3 separate regions of the Homo sapiens genome follow, and regions 2 and 3 are each linked to region 1. Evidence: chromatin loops called from intact Hi-C (ENCODE). Cell type or tissue: CD14-positive monocyte. All regions are shown on one strand.

Region 1 (8,000 bases):
CCCAAGATATGTCTAGATGGGCTGCAGAAGATTATGCCATTTTTAGTCCTTTTACTAGGCAAGTTTTTATATTAGAAGGCTAGTTTACACTAAATTGAGGCTTAAAATAATTATAGCTATTGCATCCTATACATCAGGTGAGATTTTATAGTTTAATTCAGGTCGTTTTGGAGTGACAGTGAGTTAGTCCACTTTATCAGCCAGAAATCAGGCAAAAGGCTGGACTGGTTAGAAGTATCAATGGGTGCAGAATTCTTTATCTCAGGACTTTTGAGATCTTTACCTTAGAGATCCCAACATTGTCCCTTTTACTCCAAGTATAGCCACATGCGTAGGATAAAAATAGTGCCACATCTCTGATTTCTCTAATTAATTATTTGGGTCTTGAAATGTTCAGTTTAGCAGAAAATCTTGTATGGTCTTTTGAGGGCTATCTCCTATACCCTCCTCTTTCAATTTTTCAAGAACCTAAGGGGTTTCCTAAGTCCAAGAAGGATAAAAATGACAATCTTTTACCGGTCAGAAGGAAGGGAAGAAAAGGACATTCTAATCATTCTGTTGTTTCCTTTGATTCTTTTCCTGCATTATTGCCGTTAAAAGTGGTTCTGCAGTCTGTTAATGCTTGACTTTTCCCACCAGGATTCGCTTACTAATTCAGAGCCCTCAGTTTTCATGGTGATTCATACATAGACTTCATAGCTATAACTTTTTTTAGTTCACATACATATATGCTCAGCCATTGTTCCCAAAGCACTAGCATCCTGCTCTGACAGCTGGGCATCCTAGCTTTAGCCACACACATAGTGAGAAAATTGACCAACCTTAGCCAGGCGCGGTGGCTCACGCCTGTAATCCCAGCACTTTGGGAGGCCGAGGCGGGCGGATCACGAGGGCAGGAGATCGAGACCATCCTGGCTAACACGGTGAAACCCCGTCTCTACTAAAAATACAAAAAATTAGCCGGGCGAGGTAGCGGGCGCCTGTAGTCCCAGCTACTCAGGAGAGTGAGGCAGGAGAATGGCGTGAACCCAGGGGGCGGAGCCTGCAGTGAGCCGAGATCGCGCCACTGCACTCCAGCCTGGGTGACAGCGAGACTCCGTCTCAAAAAAAAAAAAAAAAAAAGAAAATTGACCAACCTTCCCCCACACTCGAAACCTTCTGTGGAGCCCACATCTTAGCTTAGACTTAGCTGAGGCATTCGTGGTAAGTTATCCTTTGAGGCCCTTGTTTGTCTTTTTTCTGTCAAATAGTAGTTGAGATTGTTCTAAACTGTCAAAGAGGTTAAATAATGTTGCAGAAAGAGATCAGTGTTTTCTTACTCCATTGTTACCAGATCTGTACTCTGAGGCGCCTTTACAGCTGTTTAGCACATTTTCTTAGGGAGTGGAAGGTTCTATATTATCCTTCCCTAGAGCAGTGGGTGCCAATTTGTGTGTTTTCTTTTTCTTTCTTTTTTTTTTTTTTTTCAATATGTGGTTTTATCCTCAAGCAATCTGTTTTCCATAATAATGAAAATCTCCCAAGTTACTTGCATTTCTTTTCTTTTCTTTTTCTTTTTTTTTTTTTTTTTGAGATGGAGTCTTGCTCTGTTGCCCAGGCTGGAGTGCAATAGTGTGATTTCGGCTCACTGCAACCTCCGCCTCCTGGGTTCAAGCAATTATCCCACCTCAGCCTCCCAAGTAGCTGGGATTACGGGCATGCGCCACCACACCTGGGTAATTTTTGTATTTTTAGTAGAGACGATGTTTCACCATGTTTGCCGGGCTGGTCTTGAACTCCTGACCCCAGGTGATCCGCCTGCCTCAGCCTCCCAAAGTGCTGGGATTACAGGCATGAGCCACCATGCCTGGCCTAACGACTTGCATTTCTACCTCAAGTTTTAAAAATATTTTCATATTCTACCTCACAGGAAGCCATTCAACAACAAAGTAGGTTTATTGGGTTTATCAGAGCTAAGTCTCATCCATGACTCATGAGTATTCACGTGTAAAGTAGGTTTTGTCTTTGCTTCAGCAGCACACATCCTAACACTGGAATAATACAGAGAAAATTAGCATTGCTCCTGCATAAGGATGACACACAAATTCATGAAGTGGTTCATATTTTGTGCAGTCCCTGGAGGTCATTTGACAATTTTCTGACTAGCTCCGAGGAAACAGCATGAGTCAAAGCAAAATGGTTGGCACTTAATATTGAAATTGTGATTTTCACTACAAAAATATTCACATACAGTGATCTATGGAATGAGAATGGAGCTGAGTAAAACATGGGATGTTGTGTGCAAATATATTGTTAGTATGTGTCTCAGAAATGAGAAAAATGTCAACTTGCATCTCCTTCATGGAACTTACAAAAAGAGTTTTATCTTTTATGTCAGTTGGAGGTGAACATGGAGATTAAGCATCATTCTAACAAAGATCTACTGGTTCAGAGTTTGAGTCTGTAAAGAAGGAATAGTAGTCCAAGGCAGGTCTTAATATCTATTAGTTTTTTGCCTTTGGTATGATCGATGAGCTCAGTAACAGTAGACAATTAATGTTATCTAATTTAATGAGATAATAGGTTTATAAATAAATGTAGTTACAAACTATGAAATATATGAGATGCCCTAAATTAGAAGCCACAAAGAGTAGAACACCTAATAAACAAAATTAGGACTTAATAATATTTCCCAAGTACCACAACATTTCAATATTAGAACCTACAAAAAATACGCATTGGATATTATTTGCAGTTCCAAGATAGTTTCACCAATAAAGTTCAAGAACAAATTATTTCATTGCTTCGCTATTTTTCTGAACATTCAAAATACGTTATCTCAAGTTTTTATAACAACCTAGTAAAACAAGACAGTAAAATTCTCACTTTTTAGAAGAAGACATTGAACCTAACAAAAGCAACTCATCCAAGAACTAGTAGCTTTTGGTTATGGAGCTAGGGCTTATTCTGAGTTAAGACACTTTCCATTATTGTCAGGCTTGTAGGGTCCAGCCCCACAGGGTCGGTGGGTTTTCTCCCCGTGTGCGGAGACGAGAGAGTGTAGAAATAAAGACACAAGACAAACAGATAAAAGACAGCTGGGCCCGGGGGACCACTACCACCAAGATGCGGAGACCGGTAGTGGCCCAGAATGCCAGGCTGCGCTGATATTTATTGGATACAAGACAAAGGGGCAGGGTAAGGAGTGTGAGCCATTTCCAATGATAGGTAAGGTCACGTGGGTCATGTGTCCACTGGACAGGGGGCTCTTCCCTGCCTGTCAGCCGAGGCAGAAAGACAGAGGAGAGAGACAGCTTATGCCATTATTTCTGCTTATCAGAGACTTTTAGTACTTTCACTAACTTGCTACTACTATCTAAAAGGCAGAGCCAGTGTACAGGATGGAACATGAAGGCGGACTAGGAGCGTGACCACTGAAGCACAGCATCACAGGGAGATGGTTAGGCCTCCGGATAACTGCAGGTTATCAGTCAGGCCCTCCACAAGAGGTGGAGGAGTAGAGTCTTCTCTAAACTCCTCCGGGGAAAGGGAGACTTCCTTTCCCTGTCTGCTAAGTAGCGGGTGTTTTTCCTTAACACTGACGCTACCGCCAGACCACGGTCCGCTTGTCAACGGGCGTCTTCCCACATGCTGGCGCTACAGCTAGACCAAGGAGCCCTCTGGTGGCCCTGTCCAGGCATAACAGACGGCTCGCACTCTTGTCTTCTGGTCACTTCTCACTATGTTCCCTCAGCTCCTATCTAGAGTGAAGATTATTATAATATTGGAATAAAGAGTAATTGCTGCAAACTAATGATGAATGATATTAATACATAATCATATCTATGATCTGTATCTAGTATAACTATTATTTTATATATTTTATTACACTGGAACAGCTTGTGCCCTCGGTCTCTTGCCTTGGCACCTGGATGGCTTGCCGCCCACAAGGCTAATGCAAGTTAATTTACTGAACTATACTGCCTTCAGTTCATGAGTACTTCATGTTATTTTTGCTTAAAGAGAAGTTTGTAGAGCTTACAAATGGGAAGTGTATGGGATAATTAAAATTCTAAAATTAACACTGATATCATTTGAAATACTCTAATAATTTAACATTTTTGGTAATTATTTTTATATCAGTTTTAAAATAGTAATTTTACTTATTTCGTTTTTACACAGCATTCACCAAGTAATGTCTGAATACAAAGAAAATGAGACACCTAGAAATCCTCAAAATAGCAATCCAGGTAAGACTTCTGGTAGTAAATTACTCTTGGTGGTGTTACCATAGATTAACAAATAAGAGCAAGGAAGTTTTAATCACCAAAGAGTAGTTTAAAAGCTCACTATGTAAACTGCACATATACATACACACACATATATATATATATACACACACATATACACATATGTGTGTGTGTTTTAAATTTCTTTTTAGTAGGTTAGATTTCAGATTTAAAAAGTTGTGTGTAGATAATTTATAATCTCAAACAGTATTATCTGAAAGGAATCATTTCTTTAATTGTAGTCCCTAAAATCTTATATGATTTTTTTGTATAAATAAGAAAAAAGATTTTTAAGTTAGTATGTGGTATATTTTATTTATAGTCTCATTATAACAAACTGGATATGTTATGAAATTGGAGCTTCTATTTAATTTTTAAAATAAATGGTTTTTATTGCCGGGCACGGTGTGGCTCATGCCTATAATCCTAGCACTTTGGGAGGCTGAGGCGGGTGGATCACCTGAGGTTGGGAGTTCGAGACCAGCCTGACCAACATGGAGAAACCCTGTCTCTGCTAACAATACAAAGTTAGCTGGGCATGGTGGCGCATGTCTGTAATCCCAGCTACTCGGGAGGCTGAGGCAGGAGAATCGCTTGAACCCGGGAGGTGGAGTTTACCGTGAGCCAAGATCATGCCATTGCACTCCAGCCTGGGCAACAAGAGCAAAACTCCATCTCAAAAAAAAAAAAAAAAGGCTTTTATTTAGTAAATAAATGTCAATTACAGTTGACCTTTGAATAACATAGGATTTAGCAGTACTGACCCCGTGTGCAGCTGAAAACCTGTGTGTAACTTTTGATTCCCCCCAAAATTAGCTACGAATTAGATGACTATTGACCAGGAGCCTTATTCATAACATAAACAGTTAAGACATTTGGTATGTTACGTGTGTTACTATACTATATTCTTACAAGAAAGCAAGCTAGAGAAAAATGGCTATTAAGAATATCATAAGGAATAAAAATATATTTACTATTTATTAAGTGGAAGTGGGTCATCCTCATGGTCTCCAAGTTGAGTAGGCTGAGGAGAAGGAGGAAGAAGGAGATTGGTCTTGCTGTCTCAGGTGGCAGAGGTGGAAGAAAATCTGCATATAATTAGACTGCTGCAGGTTAAACTCCTGTTGTTCAAAGGTCAACTGTATTACATAGTGATTTATGTCACTAAAAAAAGTAACTTTTTAAAACTGGGAACTCAACAATACCTTTCTGGTACCATAAACAAATGTCAATAAGAACTGTAAAACTTATCCAGTGTGCACTAATACTAATAGAAAATTATTTTTTTTGAAGATACCAAGTGTAGAAGTCAGAAAAGCATTTTCTTGTTGAAAAGCACAGGTCATGTTACATATTCTTATACCAACAAGGTCTCACTTATTGACTTCATTCTTCCTAATTTGAAATTGAATGAGATACATTTACTTCATTAGAACAAGATAAGTTCTTCTCTTCACTAGTTAATTGTCATGATAACAGTAATTTTGTTAGAACAAAACACTTTTACCAGTAGCCAAAAGGTTATTGTAACGAATACCAGAAATAGTTCAACTCTAGGCTCAACAAATTATAATAAAAGTATAAAAGTGCTTCGCAATAACAAAAATGCTACTATGCTACCTAGATGTGACACCAAATACATTGTACAGTCTGAACTGTATGAGGACACTTTTAGTTTAGTACATATTAATCGAAGAACTTTTTTTTTTTTTTTTTTTTTGAGACGGAGTCTCGCTCTGTTGCCCAGGCTGGAGTGCAGTGGCGCGATCTCAGCTCACTGCAAGCTGTGCCTCCGGCGTTCACGCCATTCTCCTGCCTCTGCCTCCCGAGTAGCTGGGACTACAGGCGCCTGCCACGACGCCCGGCTAATTTTTTTGTATTTTTAGTAGAGATGGGGTTTCACTGTGTTGGCCAGAATGGTCTCGATCTCCTGACCTCGTGATCCGCCCACCTCGGCCTCCCAAAGTGCTGAGATTACAGGTGTGAGCCACCGCGCCCGGTCTAATCGAAGAACTTTTACAAGTTAGATTTTGCAAGCTACAGGTGAGAAACACGTAGTCTTGGTCTTTAAGGTGCTCATAATAGACTACAGCTGTCCTTATTTCATATCTGTGTGTTTTTTCAAGATTCTTTTTTTTTTTTTTTTGAGACGGAGTCTTGCGCTGTCACCCAGGCTAGATGCCATCTTGGTTCACTGCAACCTCTGCCTTCTGGATTCAAGCAATTCTCCCTGCCTCAGCCTCCTGAGTAGCTGGGATTATAGGCACCCACCACCATGCCCGGCTAATTTTTTTTGTATTTCTAGTAGAGATTGGGTTTCACCATGTTGGCCAGACGTCTCGAACTCCTGACCTCAGGTGATTCACCCGCCTCGGTCTCCCAAAGGGCTGGGATTACAGGTGTGAGCCACCGCACCTGGCCAATAATTTTCAAATAAAATATTTTTATTCATTTATACACTTGTCCATTTAATGAATAAACTATCAAGAGTGTTTTAGGGAGTAAGCTTCTTTTGTTTTCATGTTACAGAATACAAACATTTAAAAATACAGTCAGGGGCTGGGTGTGGTGGCTCAGGCCTGTAATCCCAGCACTTTGGGAGGCTGAGGCTGGCGGATCACCTGAGGTCAGGAGTTGGAGACCAGCCTGACCAACATGGTGAAACCCTGTCTCTACTAAAAATACAAAAATTAGCCAGGTGTGGTGGTACACGCCTGTAATCCCAGCTACTTGGGAGGTTGAGGCAGGAGAATTGCTTGAACCCAGGAGATGGAGGTTGCAGTGAGCCGAGATCGCCCCACTGCATTCCAGCCTGGGCAACAGAGAGACTCTGTCTCAAAAAAAAAAAAAAAAATACAGTCAGGGCTGGGCACGGTCACTCATACCTATAATCCCAGCACTTTGGAAGGCTGAGGCAAAATAATTGCTTGAGCCTAGGAATTTGAGGCCAGCTTGGGTAACACAGTGAGACCACAACTCTACTAAAAATAAAAATAAAAAAATGAAAAAGTTAGCTGGGCGTGGTGGCATGCACCTGTAGTCCCAGCTACTTGGGAGGCTGCATTCCAGCCTGGGCAATGGAGCAAGACCATCTCAAAAAACAAAACAAAAACAAAACAGTCAGGAGTTTGTTATGATCATTTTCATTTATATTATTTGCTACTTCATTCAGTGCCTACTACTATGTGCTGGATGCCGTCTGGAAGTGTATAATGATCACTTATTATGTTAAATATGTGCCAGACACTTGAAGAATGTGGTGAGGAATGAAAGCTGTTAAAAAGTGGGTAGGATTTCAGGTAAGCATGCAGAAGGGGTAGAACTTTTCTAGGTAAAGAGGCAGAAGGATGATGTGGGCAGAAGGAACATCTGACAAGTTTTCATGTTTGGCAGAAGGAACATCTAACAAGATGGCGTGCTTGGGAGAAGGAGCAGCAGGTGCAAAAGGTAAGATGCTTGAGTGAACTTTGCAGGGTTTATGAGCAGTTCTATTTTGCTGTTGCAGAAACTGAGATGGGAGTGGTTGGGAATAGGGAAAAACCTAGGTAAGGCAAGCTCATGATAGACTTTTTAATACTTTATAGTATTAAACTGAGTAGATCTTATCCTGCAGGCTATGGGAAATTTACCAGGTAGAGTGCTTTGGGCTGCAAATACTAAAGGACCTAACTAACAGTGACTAAAACAATAGGAAGCAGAGTTGCTTTGGTGGGTGGTTCAGTGATAACACTG
Region 2 (8,000 bases), 54 kb before region 1:
AGGTACAACGGCTCTGAGGCAGGAGAGGCGCAATAGGGCCAGATTATGAATCTATTTATAGTACCACGTTCAGGACTTCTTTTTGAGGGCTAAAAGGGAGCCAGCAGAGGTTTTTTCAATCGAGTAGAGGCATGCTTAAGTTCATTACAACAACAACAACAACAACAACAAAAGACTCCACTAGAGGGTGAAGGGACTAACAGCCCAATCTACAATAATTAGGAGATGGCTGGTTTCATTTTCAGTGCTTCCTTTTCACAGCAGAACTTCTTGAAAGAGTTATATATAATCACAGTCTATACTTCCTGGTGTCTCAGTAACTCTTCTACCCTGACCTCATCTCTGAAATTATGCTCAAAGACTTCCATGTTCTTGTATTCAGTCAACGTTTCACTGATCTCATCCTGCCTCTGATCTCATCTTGCTTAACGTCTTGACATTCTAGGTATTTGATCATTCCCATCTTCTTCACACCCTCTCCTCTCAGCTTCTGGGACACCACTGTTCAGCTGGTGTCTTACTGGCTTGCTTTCTCAGTCATCTTGGCCAGCTTTTCCTCTCATGCTCAAACTTTAGAATGTCAGAGTTACCCAGGGATCAGTCCTAGGCCATCTACTGTTTTTTCCCTAATCAACCTTGGAACCACTTTGGAATCACCTGAGGAATTTCTTTATAAAAGTATTCCAACCAATACATGAAGAAAGTGATAGAATATCAGTATTTTGTAACCACTAATGAAATAAAGGTTCTAGACAGTGAACATCGATGACTGCTGCAACCATTAGGGAAAGAGAACTTTATAGAGGGTGGATCAGGTTGACAACCTGTATCTGTTGATCAATCTGAACCTCACAAAAAGACATGGCCAGGCATTGTAATAAAGTCCTCAGTTACTGTTGTTGGTAGGTTCTTAGAAACTGTGATGTTAATGAAACCAATTTTACCATAGGCTGACTGATATAAACAAAAGTTAAAGTTTCTACAGCATATTTCTGGTCATGAAAACATCATCAAACTTCTAAATAAAGACCCCAAACAATTCTAATCTTAAACATTGAAATAAATGTGAACTATATATACATTAAGAAATATTAATGCAAACAAGATAATTATTGACCCAATTTCCAATTTTTGGTGAAACAGTGAGTGACAGTGGTCATTGTGGTGACGAGTAAATCAAGGAATAAATGTTTGCAAAGCGGAAATTATAAGGAGCACCTCCTGCCATCACCCACTTCAAAACAATGACAAACATAGTGGGCTCACTGAGCGATTTCATGCCACAGCATTCATTGTTGTGCATTTGTATGATTATTGTATACTTTATGAATTTTTGTTTGACAGTAATTTGTATTCATTCACTTTCCAACCTGCTTATTCCAGTTCAGGGTTGCAGGTGGCCAAAGCCTATTCCCGTAGTTCAGGGTGCAAGGCAGGAACCAGCTGTGGACAGGAGCCCATTTCATCACAGAGTGCACTCACACACCCACACTCAGACTGGGACAAGGTAGACACAGAATTCACCTCATGTGCGCATCTTTGGGATGTGGGAGGAAATCAGAGTACCTGGAGAAAACCCATGCGGACATGGGAAAAATGTACATACTCCACACAGACAGTGGCTTTGGCCAGGAATGAGGCTCTGCTCTTCCTGCTTCTTGACTGAAGTACATTACACCTCCCTTGAAGTATTCTTGCAAAAAATCCTTCCTGAAGGCCTGCAGGTCTGTAGATCTTACTGTCAGTTTACTAGAAATAACATAAAGTACATGTTAAATGACCCATGGGGACTGGGTGCACCTGTAATTGTAGCACTCTGGGAGGCCAAGGTGGGCGGATCATTTTAGCCCAGGAGTTCGAGACCAGCCTAGACAACATGGCGAAACCCCATCTCTACTGAAAATACAAAAAATAGCAGGGCGTGGTAGCGCGTGCCTGTAATCCCAGCTACTCGGGAGGCTGAGGCAGGAGAATCGCTTGAACCCAGGAGGCGGAGGCTGCAGTGAGCCGAGGTCATGCTACTACTGCACTCCATCCTGGGCAACAGAGCACCACACTGTCTCAAAAAAAAAAAAAAAAAAAAAAAAAAAAATTGACCCCATGGGGATGTAATCACCAAAATTTAGAGTGGGGGAAATTAGTCAATAAATTGCAAGGGAAAAAAGAGGGAGAGGTAATGTGTAGGCTAACAGCGATTTAAGAAATGTGTCAGTCAAAGGGCAGAAGCGGACCCTCATTTGGTGCCTGATTGGAACAAGTCAACTGTGAAAGAGCAGCAGGAGACAATTAGGGGAATTTGAACACTGGATATTTGGTAATATTAAGGAATTAAAACTTTTGGTATAAAGATTTATTTTAGAGATACATACTAAAAATTTGTGAATGATTTGATGTGTGTGAGATTGGTTCAAAATAATCCAGTATATTTGGGAGACTGAAGTGGGTGGGTTGCCTGAGGTCAGTTTGAGACCAGCCTGGCCAACATAGTGAAACCCTATCTCTACGAAAAATACAAAAAATTAGCTGGGCGTGGTGGCGGGTGCCTGTAATCTGAGCTACTAGGGAGGCTGAGGCAGGAGAATTACTTGAACCCAGGAGCTGGAGGTTCCAGTGAGACGAGATCGCACCGTTGCACTCCAGCCTGGGCAACAAGAGCAAAACTCCATCTGAAAAAAAAAAAAATCCAATATCAAGATGGTGGGGGAGGAGAGCAGAGGGTGCCTGGGTGAGGCAGAGATGAAATAAGACTGTGAGTTGGTAATTGTTGAAGCTGCCTCATGATACATGGTATTCATCATACTATTTTCTCTGTTGTTGTATATGTTTAGGATTTTCCATAATAAATTTGTTAAATCACTTGGAGAGCTTTAAAAAAATATGGATACAACTGGGCACGGTGGCTCATGCCTGTAATCCCAGCACTTTGGGAGACCGAGGCAGGGGGGATCACCTAAGGTCAGGAGTTCAAGACCAGCCTGGCCAACATGGCAAAATGCCTCTCTACTAAAAGTACAAAAATAAGCCAGGCGTGGTGGCGGTTGCCTGTAATCCCAGCTGCTCAGGAGGCTGAGGCAGGAGAATTGCTCGAACCCAGGAGGCAGAGGTTGCAGTGAGCCAAGATGGCGCCACTGCACTCCAGCCTGGGCCACAAGAGCGAGACTCCATCTCAAAAAAAAAAAAAAAAAAAAAAAAAAGAAAAGAAAAGTGTGGATGCTGATGATTCCCTTGCACCTTCCCCACCCCACCAGATTCTGATTGCTTGGTCTGGGAGAGGGAACTAATTGTTCTTGTTTTTAAATTTATTTATTTTGAGAAAGAATCTCACTGTGTTGCCCAGGCTGGAGTGCAGTGGTGCGATCTCGCTTCACTGCAGCCCCGGCCTCCCAGTTCAAGCGATTCTTGTGCCTTGGCTTCTTGAGTAGCTGGAATTGCAGGGGAATCAATTTTTAAAAGTGTCCCAGGGAACTCCAATGTACAATGAGGGTTGAGAACCACTGCCTTATGATTATGTCCTTACGTGATCTTATACATTGCTTTAACACCATCAATGTGTTGATAGCTACCAGGTTTATGTTTCCAGCCCTGACCTTTCCCTGGAGCTTTGGGCTGTATATTCCTCTGTTATTTTCAATCCCAAACCTGTTTCTCTCTCAGTGTTTTTTGTCTCAACAAATGGCACTACCATCCAGCCAGGTACTGGTGGTCAATAAATAATTCTTCCAATAAAAAGAAAGTCCTGGCTGGGCGCGGTGGCTCATGCCTGTAATCCCAGCACTTTGGGAGTCCGAGGCGGGTGAATCATGAGGTCAGGAGTTTGAGACCAGCCTGGCCAACATGGTGAATCCCCATCTCTACTAAAAATACAAAAAATTAGCTGGGTGTGGTGGTGGGTGCCATCTCAGCTACTCGGGAGGCTGAGGCAGGAGAATCACTTGAACCCAGGAGGCGGAGGTTGCAGTGAGCCAAGATCACGCCATTGCACTCCAGCCCCAGAGACAGAGTGAGACTGTGTCTCAAAAAAAAAAAAAAAAAAGTCCTAACAAAACCAGTGTGGAGAAACTTCTCTTCTTTAGCTGATCCAAAAAAGGTCTCTATGTTGTGTGACTCATGACTATCAACCATAGCAAATATGCAGCATTCTCTAAGATATGAGAATTGTTTTGATTTACTCTTTAGCTCTCACCCCTCCAAAATCCTAATGTTTTGAGCCAGTGATAGAATTTGAATGATACTAAGTTCCATTTCAGATTTTTCTACCAAAACATTTGGAGGAGTTGGGATGAAGAAGAGGAGGATGAATACGATTATTTTGTCAGATGTGTTGAACCTCGATTAAGATTGTAAGTATTTATTGCTGACCTTGTTGTACATGTTGGAAAAATAGTTACCCATGGTTTAATTTTGCCTGTGTGAGATACACACACACACACACACCCACACTCACTCACTCACTCTCTCTCTCTGATTTTCTTTCCAGGATCTCATAGACAGAAATAAACTGATGTACAAATTGTACCACCCCTTGACAAGTCATTAAATGAAACTTGTACAAGTGCAGAGAAACTTGCTTTTAGTGTTTATAAATTGAGTCTAAAAGCAGGAAGTTCAAGAACATCTAAATTAGTAGCTCACTGTTTTGTTAATTTGAATAAAATTCAATTGAACATTGAACTAGTGGGTTAAGAAGCCCTTTGTTAAATTCGATTGTTTGAAAAACAGTGACATTATTTGAATTATAGAAGACTTTTTGGCTTTAATTTTGTAAAGAATACTTTAAAGGTATATGGCTTTACTCTAAGTTTCTGCAGTGAAACACAGCAGGCTGAACTAGCAGATCTACCTTAGGATATTTTGTCAGCCTCCTGCCTTAAATCTTAATGACCTTATTAAATGTGGCATTTATCTCCCCACTAGATGGTGCTTTAAGACCAGTAATTTTTTCTTGTATTCATAAGCAGTAACTTCATAGGCAATGCTGCAATAATAATAAAATTATAAATTGCACTCCAAAAAAATAATTGTAGAAGGTAATTTTTTCCCTGGGTGAAAGATGATTTTTTTCCCCCCGTTTGAAAGATGATTTTTTTCCCCTGTGTGAAAGATGAGATGAGAAGATAAGGCAGTAAGCCTTTACATTTTTGTGGAACTCAAGTCGATTTAGTGAGTTTCTCTTGGCTTAAATAGTAAATAATAATAAAATAAAAAATGTGTGAGGCCCGGCATGGTGACTCACACCTGTAATCCCAGTAATTTGGGAGGCTGAAGGAGGAAGACAACTTTTTTGAGACAAGCTCTCACTCTGTTGCCCAGGCTGGAGTGCAGCAGTGTGATGTCACTCACTGCAGCCTCAATCTCCTGGGCTCAAGTGTCCCTCCCACCTCAGCCTCCTGACTAGCTGTGAATACAGGTGCATGCCACCACACCGAGCTAATTTTTGTATTTTTAGTAGAGACAGGGTTTCACCATGTTGGCCAGGCTGGTCTCGAACTCCTGACCTCAAGTGATTTGCCTGCCTCCGCCTCCCAAAGTGCTGGGATTACAGGACTGCGCCACCGTGCCCAGCCCGGGAAGACCTCTTGACCTTAGGAGTTTGAGACCAGCCTGGGCAACATAGTGAGACCCCACCTCTACGAAACCTAAAAAAAAAAATTAGCTGGGTGTGTTAGGGCATGCCTCTAGTCCCAGCTGCTGGGGAGGCTGAGGCAGGAAGATTGCTTGAGTCCAGGAGTTTGAAGCTGCAATGAGCTGTGATTGAACCACTGCACTCCAGCCTAGGTGACAGAGCAAGACTTTGTCTCAAAAAAAAAAAAAAAGTTTGAAAGTCTGATTAATAGTTCTACCTGGTTTAGAATTATGTATGTGTGATTTTAGCTCTTCGTAAATGGGCTATGATTTCTATTTAGGCTTTCCAGTTTTTCCATTGTGCATTTCCTATTTTTCCATAGCATATTCAATAAAATCCCAAAATTTCAATAAGCTTGAGTATTTTCTAGGTTTGATACCTTTGCTCTTAAAAAGAAATGATTGATTTTGATTGACATGAAATATGATAAGGGAACATAACGTATATCGGACAAATTCAATCTTTACTTGGAAAAAAATTGTATTCTGATTTGATAGCCTTGCATGTGCTAACGACAAGCAATGACTTACATGCATAGCTTGTACATCACTGGCAGATGGGATGGCATAAGGGAGGAATCGTGTGTAGTTTTGCAGAAGACACGGTGGTACTTGATGGAGAGACTGGAATGTTATCAAATGTAGGCAGACTTAAAAAAGGTCTCTGGGCTAAGATAGGAGTGGGGCTATCAACAGGCAAGATCAAACCAGAGTGTCTGGATTTTGTACTGTGCAGTAAATTTTTCCTTTCTGCTTCAAAACACACTGCTTATATGTGACTAAAGGAGGTCTGAAAAAAACCAACACTGCTTCAGAACTTCGGGATCTGTGACACAAATGTTACTTCATTGCTTTTAGACTATGAAGTATCAATATAATGAAAAGAAATGAAAAGAAATAAGCTAACGGGCATGGATACTGGAAGTGCTAAGAGACTTATTTTAAAATTTGAGTCTTAATCTTCACAACTTAGTAGAACATGGTTTCATCCTCAATTTCTTTTTTTTATTTTTAAAATTTTTAAATTTTTTTGTTTTTCCCTTTTTTTTTCACAGCTGTTCACTCAGTTTCTTTCGGATTAACCAAAGTAGACAAAATCCTTGCTTTTCAAGCTTCACCTAATTCACTTACTTGAAAAGCGGGAAAAGTTTCTTTTTTATTCATTCAAAATGTTTAAGTGTTCATAGTCTGATGTAAATTTGTTTAAGATATGGTTCTATCTTGCATTTGTTTTTCCCTATCTTATTTAGAGCATGACTAAATTAAAAAAAAACAACATCATTTAAGGCAATCGTTCTCACTCTTGGCTACACATTAGCATCCCCAGGGAACTTAAAAAAATACCCTTGTATGTCCAGAGACCCATTTAATTGGTCTGGATGGGGCCCTGAGCATCTGTTTGTTTGTTTGTTTGTTTTTTGAGACAGGGTCTTGCTCTGTTGCCCAGGCTGGAGTACGGAGTACAGTGGCATAATTAGATCTCACAGCAGCCTTGACCCCTGGGGCTCAAGCCATCCTCCCACCTCAGCCTCCCAAGTAGCTGAGACTACAAGTGCATGCCATCACACCAGGCTCATTTTTGTATTTTTGTAGTGACAGGGTTTTGCCATGTTGCCCAGGCTGGCCTCAAACTCCTGGGCTCAAGTGATCTGCCTGCCTTGGCCTCCCAAAGTGCTGGGATTACAGGTGTGAGCCACTGTGCCTGGCCTATTTTACTTTATTTTTAAACCCATTAATTTTATATCTGTTAACTTGATTGTGCATTTACAAATTATTTTATTGCATCTAGAAATACTCTGTATTCTGTTTTTATATTTGAGAAAGTTTATAAATTAATACATTTGAAGTGCCAGTATGGTTGTCCAGTACAAGGTCATTTTGTTTCAGTCACTCTCTAGATTAGTAATGGCACCTTTTTTTCCCCCTCGGAATCTCAAGGGCTTATTTTTTGAAATTCTTTAATAATCTTCCTTAGGGAATATTCAGCATAATTTTGTGCCATAGTGCTTTAAATGGAAGGAGGGACTAGATTGTTTGAGTCATTTCTACTTTTTGATCCTATAAATATGATAACCTTAAAAAAATTTTTAAAGTCGTATTCAGATCCATGAAAAATATAGTAATCTTAAACATTGTTGTGAAACAATTTGAGAAACTGCTCTCCCTACCCCTACTCCCAAATTGCCCCCTGCCACCTTCTTATTAAGCTTTTGAATCTAATATATGAGAAGAAAATAATTTCTTATTAAATAATAAAATTGTGTAACCTGAACTTTCAGTGTTTCTAAAGCACAAATGCTTGGATCCAAGAAAGAAAGTAAAAACTCCTCAAGAGCAGAAAAATTAGTGACCTTAAGGAAGTGGTGCTTTAAATTTTC
Region 3 (8,000 bases), 66 kb before region 1:
TGCCTGGGCTCCCCTTGCAGGGCAGACAGTGCCTGGCACTGAGGGGTGCCCCCAGACCCCGCTGGGACTGGATGTGCCGTGGGCAGTGCCTTCCTCCAGCCTCACAACCTTTCTGCTGGGGCTGAAGTTTCTGGGGTCACATGGTCAGAAGGGGCTGAGCTGGTCTTTCACTGCAGGCCCACTCTGAAAGAGAAATCCCATGAAGCCTGTCCTTGCAGAGCCCCTCTGTTTTTGGGGGAACAGGGAGCATTCACAGGGTCTTGGGAACAAAGGCCTGGGCCTCCCCGTTTGAATTTCAGCCCCAGTTCCAGGGCAAGTCCCAGCCACCCAAGCATACTTACCAGTACTGCCCACCACCACCCACTGCCCACCTCTAAGAAGCCCGGCTCTCCTACTCTGCTTCCAGGCTGGGGCCTCACAGGTGGGGCTGTTACCTTCCTCAGGGCTTAGGGAGGGAGGGAGGACATGGACAGGGCCTTCCACCCTGGCTCCTTCACAGGGATGGTAGCTGACCGGTGATGGGTTCATTTGTCACCTTGGACTGTGAGCCACTTCCACTTCTCGCCCCCCAGGCAGGAGCACCCTCACTCCAAGGGCTTGGCCTGGAAAGGCAGGCTCACCTGGGACTCAACGTTCCTTCCCCCGCCGCCACTGTGCCCCCCCGTCCCTCCACCCCAGAAGCCCTGACCTCATTTGGGCACCTTGCTGTCCTCTGGGCTTCTCCTCTGCCCAGGTCACCCTGTGGCAGGCCTGGGCCCTCAGGATGTTTCAAAGGCTCCACAGCTCCACCGCTCCACCTGGCTTCACTCCAGCACCCTGTCCCTGGAGCACCTCTGTCCTGTCTGGGCCAACCTGGTCTCCCTGCCCCATGCCCTCCCCTGGCTCTTAGCAACCTGCCCTTTTATTCATGCCATTTGGGGTCACAGATGCCTAGCTGGACACAGCTCCCAGAACTGGCTCCACCCTGGGGCCTTGCCCCTAGTACCCCCTGGCAGGAGCAACCCACCCCATGGTCGAGGTTCCCCTACCCCTGGATCCTGGACTGAAGCCATTTCCTACAGAGAAGCGTTCCCACCCCCTCTCAGGCACAAAAGCCGGTGTCCAGGGACTCAAGACCTGTACCTGGGGTTGCAGGGGCTCCTGCCCTGCTGTATCCCACCAGGAGGGGGCCCCACTGCCCTTCCGGCCCTTAAAACTGGGCTGGGAGAGAAGATGGGGAAGTGTGTGAGACAAAACAAAGCCGGCTTGTTTCCTCCCCTTGGCAGGCTAAGCTCTCCCGGCAGCCCGGGCTCTGGGGCGGAAGGAGAACAGTGTCATCTCTTCCTTTGTTGATAAATTGCCAAAGAGTGGGAGCAGGTGGGGTCAGGGGCCAGAGTGCAGGGGAGGGGGCAATGGTGGAGGTGGCGGGGGGAAGCAGAGGGAGGTGGGCTGAGGCCTCGGTGGGGCCAGTGCGACGCTGGCTTAAGGAGCTGGAGGGGTTCCTAATACACATTTAATTCAGTTTCTCTTCCCTAAGAGGCTGCCGGAGTTGGGGCCTCCTCCAGCAGAGACCCTCGGACCCCTGCAGGGCCTGGACTTGGGGTGAACAGGGCTTCAGTCAGCGCAAGTATTCCATTTGCATTTGGTAATTTTTCATGCCACCTATTTATGAATATACAAATCTTTATACCAAATCTATTTTTTAAAACATGGAAAAGTTGCCTTTATGGAAACTTGGCAGAGCCAGAGTGTACACATTCCTAAACCATTAAACAGATTTCTATAACAAAAAAAAAAAAAAAATTTTGTAGAGATGGGGTTTCACCATGTTGCCTAGGCTGGTCTCAAACTCTTGGACTCAAGTGATCCGCCTGCCTCGGTCTCCTAAAGTGGTGGGATTACAGGCATGAGCCACTATGCCTAGCCTGGTTTGAGTAATATCTTGATGGTTGATGAAATATTTGATAATTGGATGAGAAGAGAACTGTGTTGTCTCCAGTGATGCTGCAAATGGGTGAGGAGAAATGCTGCCATTTGTGAGGTTTGTGGGCGGCAAGGTTGAAGAAGAGAATAATGAAAAAGCTAGCGTCATCCTCAAGGCCTGTTGATAGTCTTGATTATTGTTTTCTGTGTTTTTACCTCATGGTGCTCAATATGTATTTGTTCAGTGAGCAAATAAATGTAAGGTCAGATTCTGCAAACAAAAGTCAAAGAAATCTTACTTCCTGGAAAAGTTAGCCCAATTAAGTGCAGCTTTCCAGTCACCCCTCCTGGCTCCATTTTATTTCAGCTGTAAGGGATCCGAGAGACTTTAGCCCAAGGTGTTTCTTCAAAGCAATAAGTGGAAATGTTTCCCCACATTAAGACTGCACAGACGAACTGTCATGACCAGGCTCTTGGTCCCCTGTGGACGCATCCCACTTGGTGTCCTGGTTACCTGGGCTATCTTGGGCTGACCTCATCATTCTAGTAGTGATGGCCTGGCAGAGACATTAAAAGGCTTCTTCATGGAGTCTGGCTGGTTTCACATCCTGGCTTTGCTGGGTTAGATTGGAGAAGTGACTTAACTTCTTAGTGACTCCATTTGCTCATTTGTAAAATGGGTATAGTAATAGCTCCCGTCTCATAGGATCATTGTGAAGATTAAACAGAACAATCCAGGTAACGCATGCAGGAGGGTATCTTGCACACAATATGCAGTAAATGTTAGCCATTATGATGGAGATTATAGTTGTCTTTGATTAATGCAAATTAACAAATTTACTTACTAAATTTAATTTGACATTCTTTGAAAATATGCTCTCTCTCTCTCTCTCTCTCTCTGTGTGTGTGTGTGTGTGTGTGTGTGTATTGAAAGACAGAGAGAGACTGGTGTTTGGTGGTGAAAGTTTTGGGCCCACGTAGGCCAGCATCCTTTTCAGTTGAAGTTGTGCTTGTGGGAGGTGAAATGACTTGCCCAAGGCAATACCACTAGGAATAGCCCAGGTAAGTTTAAATACTATGTTTTTTGACTCTCAACCCAGTGACTTTTCCACTATATCTCATTTCCAGGCATTGCTGGTTCGTTTTTTTCGAAAATCATTCCAAATTATATTCCAATTCGACTTTCTTCAAGTTCATCCCAGAAAAGCAAAGGCCGGGCACTTGAACAAGAACAGCTGTCAGCCTGGGGCGAGGGGGCAGTGTTGGTGGGGGCTGGAGCGGGGCCGGACTCTAATTGGTCCACGGCCTCGGCCCGACTATCAAATCAGCAGAGCCTGCGTCATCACGTCGTTGCCTGGGCTGCCGTCCGCGGAAATTTGAAATGGCTGACGGGTCGCTGACGGGCGGCGGTCTGGAGGCAGCGGCCATGGCGCCGGAGCGCATGGGCTGGGCGGTGGAGCAGGAGCTGGCGTCTCTGGAGAAAGGTGAGCTCTCCATGCCGGGGCCGAGGAGCCGCCTCTGAGCGGAGGCCTGGGGCGTCGGGACCCTAGGAGGGCGCCTGGGTCGCGGGCCTTCCGGACCCGTCTGTCCAGGGTGGCGGGAACGGCGGTGCGCGGCCGGGACCCAGTGACGGGACCTCAAAGTCGGGCGGTACCCAGGGGTGGGGGACTCCCTCTCTTCCCTATCCGCATCTCCCACTCTCCCTGCACTCTCTGGCCTCCGCCCGCCCCGAGGTTGGAGGGAGCTGGATTGGGCCAGGAATTCCCTATCTGGATGGGTTTTGCGGGAACTGTGCATTTACTGTTGCTCAAGGGGCCATTTTTTCATCTGCATCTCAAAGGAGATCACGAACCACACTTCCCTTTTCCGAAGAAGAGAAAAGCTTGAACCCTTGGCTTAGATGGCTGTCCTGTGCACGGAGGGTAGTGACGTGTCCAAAGTGAGGAGCGCCAACTTGGGCCGGAGTCCAGAAATAGAACCGGGGTCTTCTAGTTCTCTGCCCTTTCTTCCTCCTCATAGAGTTTCATTACTATTTTTTTTTTCTGATATTTTAAGCTGGTTCATGTTTTTACGTTAACACTTTCGGTTGTATTGTGTAGCAGAGAGTCCCAACAAAGTGAGAAAACATAAGTGTGACAATTCCACTATTAACCCACCTATCCAACTGGCAAAAGTCACTTGGCTTCAGTTTTCCCATCTGGAAGACTATGCCAATGGTTGTACTTGTGGTGAAGTTGAAGTGAAATAAAGTTTTTAAAGTGGCTGCAAAAATAAATACTGCATGGCATCGCTTATATTGGGAATCTAAAAAAGAGGAAGTTTCAGAAAGAGAGTAGAGTGGTAGTTGCCAGTGGGTTGGGGGAATGGGGAGATGCTGGGCAAAGGGTCCAAAGTTTCAGTTATGCAGTGTGAATAGTTCTGGGGATCTGATGTACATACAGCATGGTGACTATAGTTAATAATACTGTATTATTATTACAGTATTAATAGGCAATGACGTGATGGTGCAATGCGACACAAATTTTGTACTTGAAATTTGCTAACAGAGTAGATCATAAGTGTTCACACCACACACACACAAAAGGTAACTATGCGAGGTGATGGAAATATTAATTCACTTTACTGTGGTAATCATTTCATAATGTATAGGTATATCAAAACATCATGTTACACACTTTATTTTTTATTTTATTTTATTTTTTTTGAGGCAGAGTCTCACTCTGTTGCCCAGGCTGGAGTGCAGTGGCACACAATGTCAGCTCACTGCAACCTCTGCCTCCCGGGTTCAAATGATTCTCCTGCCTCAGCCTCCCAAGTAGCTGGGATTATAGGCGCCCGCCACCACACCCAGCTAATTTTTGTATTTTTAGTAGAGACGGGGTTTCACCCTGTTGGCCAGGCTGGTGTCGAGCTCCTAACCTCAGGTGATCCGCCCATCTCGGCCTCCCAAAGTGCTGAGATTACAGGTGTGAGCCACCGTGCCTGGCCATCAGGTTATACACTTTAAATGTATATAACTTCTATATGTTAATTATACCTCCATAAAGCTATAAAGAATGGTGCTGGAAAAAAAAAGAATGGTGCTGAAGTACTACTATTTCTTTAACAAACATATACATTATGTAATAGGCACTGTTGTAAATTATTAACAATTAATCTTCTTAATTGAAGTGGATGTACTATTATCTTCCCTTTATAGGTGAGGAAGCTGAGGCATTGTCACATAACCAGTAAGGTACTGATGCCTTCTAAGGTTCATGTGCATCAGTGTTTGTGAGCAGTAGACCCTTGAGTACACTTTGGTCATCTGTGGGTCAAGTACTTCTGGTGGCCTGAACAGGGACAAAGAAATGGAAGGAAGGGGGAAAGGGAAGGAGAAAATCAAGGGGGAGGGAGAAAAAAGGTATCTGCTAACAGCTCAGATACCTTCCCTGAAACCACTTCTGGAGACTACTCTACATTCTAAATGCTACCCTTTTTAGCATTGCTTATTTAGTAGTTGTTTCATTTATTAAAAACATTACATAGAATTAGATATGCCACTGGCTGAATCATACCTTATGAAACATTATATACAGCCCAAACCTAATGTGATTTGCATTTTCTGATCTTTTCCTTAGACACAGTCATTGAAATTAGTGAGGAGGAATCTAATAACCTTACTGAAGTAAACCTTATGGATTATTAAGACTCTCGTCCCTGTTTATTGAGGGGCGATTGACAGACTGATATTGTAGGAAATAAAGGGAGGGCTTAACCCATCTGAGAGGAAGTCAGCTCCCTTTCTTAAAGGAGCTTTATGGAATTGCTTTGGAAAATAAATAACTAAGATACTTGATTATTATCACTGGCTAACTGTAGTATAAATCACAGGCTGTATGCTTTGTAGGAGATCTTGAGTGATTTCCACTGAATTAAAAATCAACTGTCTTCCAGCTGGATGTGGTGGTGCATGTCTGTAGTCCTAGTTACTCAGGAGGCTGAGACAGGAGGGTAGCTTGAGTCCAGGAGTTTGAGGTTGCGGTGAGCTATGATCGCACCACTGCACTCCAGCCTAGGTGACAGAGTGAGACCGTTTCTAAAACAAAAACAAAAACAGCCTTCTACTTCTCCCCAAAACCTCACAGAACAACAACAAAAATCTAACTGTGAAAGATCTTAAGCGCTTATTGTTTTGAAGTAGAATTTGGATTTTGAAATATTTTTAAGTTTGGAAAACTAGTTTCTTCTCACAATGGTAGAGGTAAGTAGACTATTCATATTCAAATTCTTGTTTGTATTTTGTTTGGGATTTCTATGCAAGGATATGAAAATAGAAGCATTCAAATAAGGCACTGGAGCTTGCTTATTTTTGCTTTTTTTTTTTAGGTTTGTTCCAAGATGAAGATTCATGCAGTGATTGTAGCTACCGTGATAAACCAGGTTCTAGTTTACAAAGTTTTATGCCAGAAGGAAAAACCTTTTTCCCAGAAATTTTCCAAACAAATCAACTTTTGTTCTATGAGCGATTCAGAGCCTATCAAGATTACATTTTAGGTGAGTAGGTTTTTTGCTTTTTTTTTTTGAGATGGAGTTTCGCTCTTGTTGTCCAGGCTGGAGTGCGATGGTGCGATCTCGGCTCACCGCAACCTCCGCCTCCCAGGTTCAGGTGATTCTCCTGCCTCAGCCTCCCTAGTAGCTGGGATTACAGGCATGCGCCATACCACCAGATAATTTTGTGTTTTTACTAGAGACGGGGTTTCTCCATTTTCGTCAGGCTGGTCTTGAACTCCCGACCTCAGGTGATCCCCCTGCCTCGGCCTCCCAAAGTGCTGGGATTATAGGCATGAGCCACTGCCTGGCTGGTTTTTTGCATCTTTTATCTTTTTAGTTTGCAAGTAGATTATCTATTTCAGTCCCTCAGATTGCCAGTTGTTTCTGAGAAAGTGGATTTATTAACTTCCCTCTGCTTTATGCATTCTCAATTCTTCCTGTGTTTAATTTGTTTGTAGCTGACTGCAAGGCCTCTGAGGTACAGGAATTCACAGCTGAGTTCTTGGAGAAGGTCCTTGAGCCATCTGGATGGCGGGCAGTCTGGCACACTAATGTGTTCAAGGTGCTGGTTGAGGTAAGGTTAATTTTGTTATTAGACCTTTGTCTCTAGCTTTAAGCACTTTACTTCAGACTGTTATATCCAAAGTGCTTATTTTTAATTAAAGTTTATGAGCTGATTCAAATAGCATGTTTTTCACATCTAATTGCCATGTTGTAGGAAGTGTTCTGCAAATTTTAAAGGCAACTGAGGAGTTGTTACCAGGGAATTAAACTGGTTCAAATTAATTAAAAGAAGGTATTTGAGATCACTTAAAAAATTAGGCCTAATTATGAAGTTAATGGTTTCAAAAAAGTGTTTAACTTCTTAATTGTAATTCGTTAAGCAGCTCAAACCTAAGAGGCATTTTTATTTATTTATTTTTTTTAAGATGAAGTCTCACTGTGTTGCTCAGGCTGGAGTGCAGTGGGACGATCTCGGCTCACTGCAACCTCTGCTAAGAGGCATTTTTAAACTAGCCCAGTTTTTGCCTAGCAAATTTGTTTATATGTGGTTAATCTCTTGACAGTGTGTCCCATTGCAGAATGTAAAAACAGTCTTATTCTTCTTCTCACTAGGCCTTTTAGATTACATTTGCATTCTAATTACAGCTTTGAATTTTTCTCAGTGTTTGTTAACTGACCACAAAAAGCCCTAGTAAACTAAAATGTCAAACCAGGGAGTGTGAATACAAGTTGTTGCTGCAGCTCCCTTAGAAAATGGCATCACATACTACAGTGATTATGTACAAGGCAGTGGATTGCAGCTATTGCTTGTGAGTTTTAAAATTTTGGATTGTGCTAATATTTTTTGGTTGAAGTTCAGGCCTATTCATTTGGTTATGATAAGTGCCCCCCCGCCAATCAGTTCTCCGAAAACAATGAAAGTCATTGTTTTAAAACAGAAGCATGCCATTTCTCTGCTTAAAACTCCTAAGATATTGTCTTTACCAAGGGCTTAGTGTTGGCTTTATGGCTTCTCATTGTATAGAAAACACTTAAAATCCAAGCTCCTTCAGATGTCCTTC

What was found. Peaks named below come from ENCODE experiments on the same cell type or tissue, not always from the same donor. Only the 100,000 strongest peaks of a DNase experiment are listed, where the experiment ranks them.
Region 2: it touches region 1 in a loop (2.4-fold over the local background); 73 of 110 quality-filtered maps call a loop at or near these places.
Region 3: it touches region 1 in a loop (19-fold over the local background); 8 of 110 quality-filtered maps call a loop at or near these places.

What each region holds. Positions count from the first base shown.
Region 1 is chr16:46,550,196-46,558,195 of GRCh38, reverse strand. It overlaps the pseudogene ANKRD26P1 and the pseudogene RNU6-845P. Among named protein-coding and RNA genes, the nearest start is that of SHCBP1, 67 kb to the left of the region's middle. In CD14-positive monocyte, a CTCF peak has its summit at 3,682 (motif pointing left); a DNase peak (open chromatin) is centred at 3,635; H3K27me3 peaks cover 843 bases.
Region 2 is chr16:46,604,637-46,612,636 of GRCh38, reverse strand. SHCBP1 (SHC binding and spindle associated 1) reads left to right here. Exons shown (of 13, transcript NM_024745.5): 5 at 4,248-4,340. Among named protein-coding and RNA genes, the nearest start is that of SHCBP1, 13 kb to the left of the region's middle. RefSeq lists an enhancer at 452-551. In CD14-positive monocyte, a CTCF peak has its summit at 4,897 (motif pointing right); no DNase peak of the experiment used is centred here; H3K27ac peaks cover 1,906 bases.
Region 3 is chr16:46,616,643-46,624,642 of GRCh38, reverse strand. SHCBP1 (SHC binding and spindle associated 1) reads left to right here and starts at 3,264. Exons shown (of 13, transcript NM_024745.5): 1 at 3,264-3,386; 2 at 6,271-6,438; 3 at 6,894-7,009. The coding sequence starts at 3,284. It also overlaps the pseudogene RAB43P1. RefSeq lists enhancers at 2,946-3,532, 3,533-4,121. In CD14-positive monocyte, no CTCF peak of the experiment used is centred here; DNase peaks (open chromatin) are centred at 3,232 and 3,802; H3K4me3 peaks cover 2,557 bases; H3K27ac peaks cover 3,529 bases.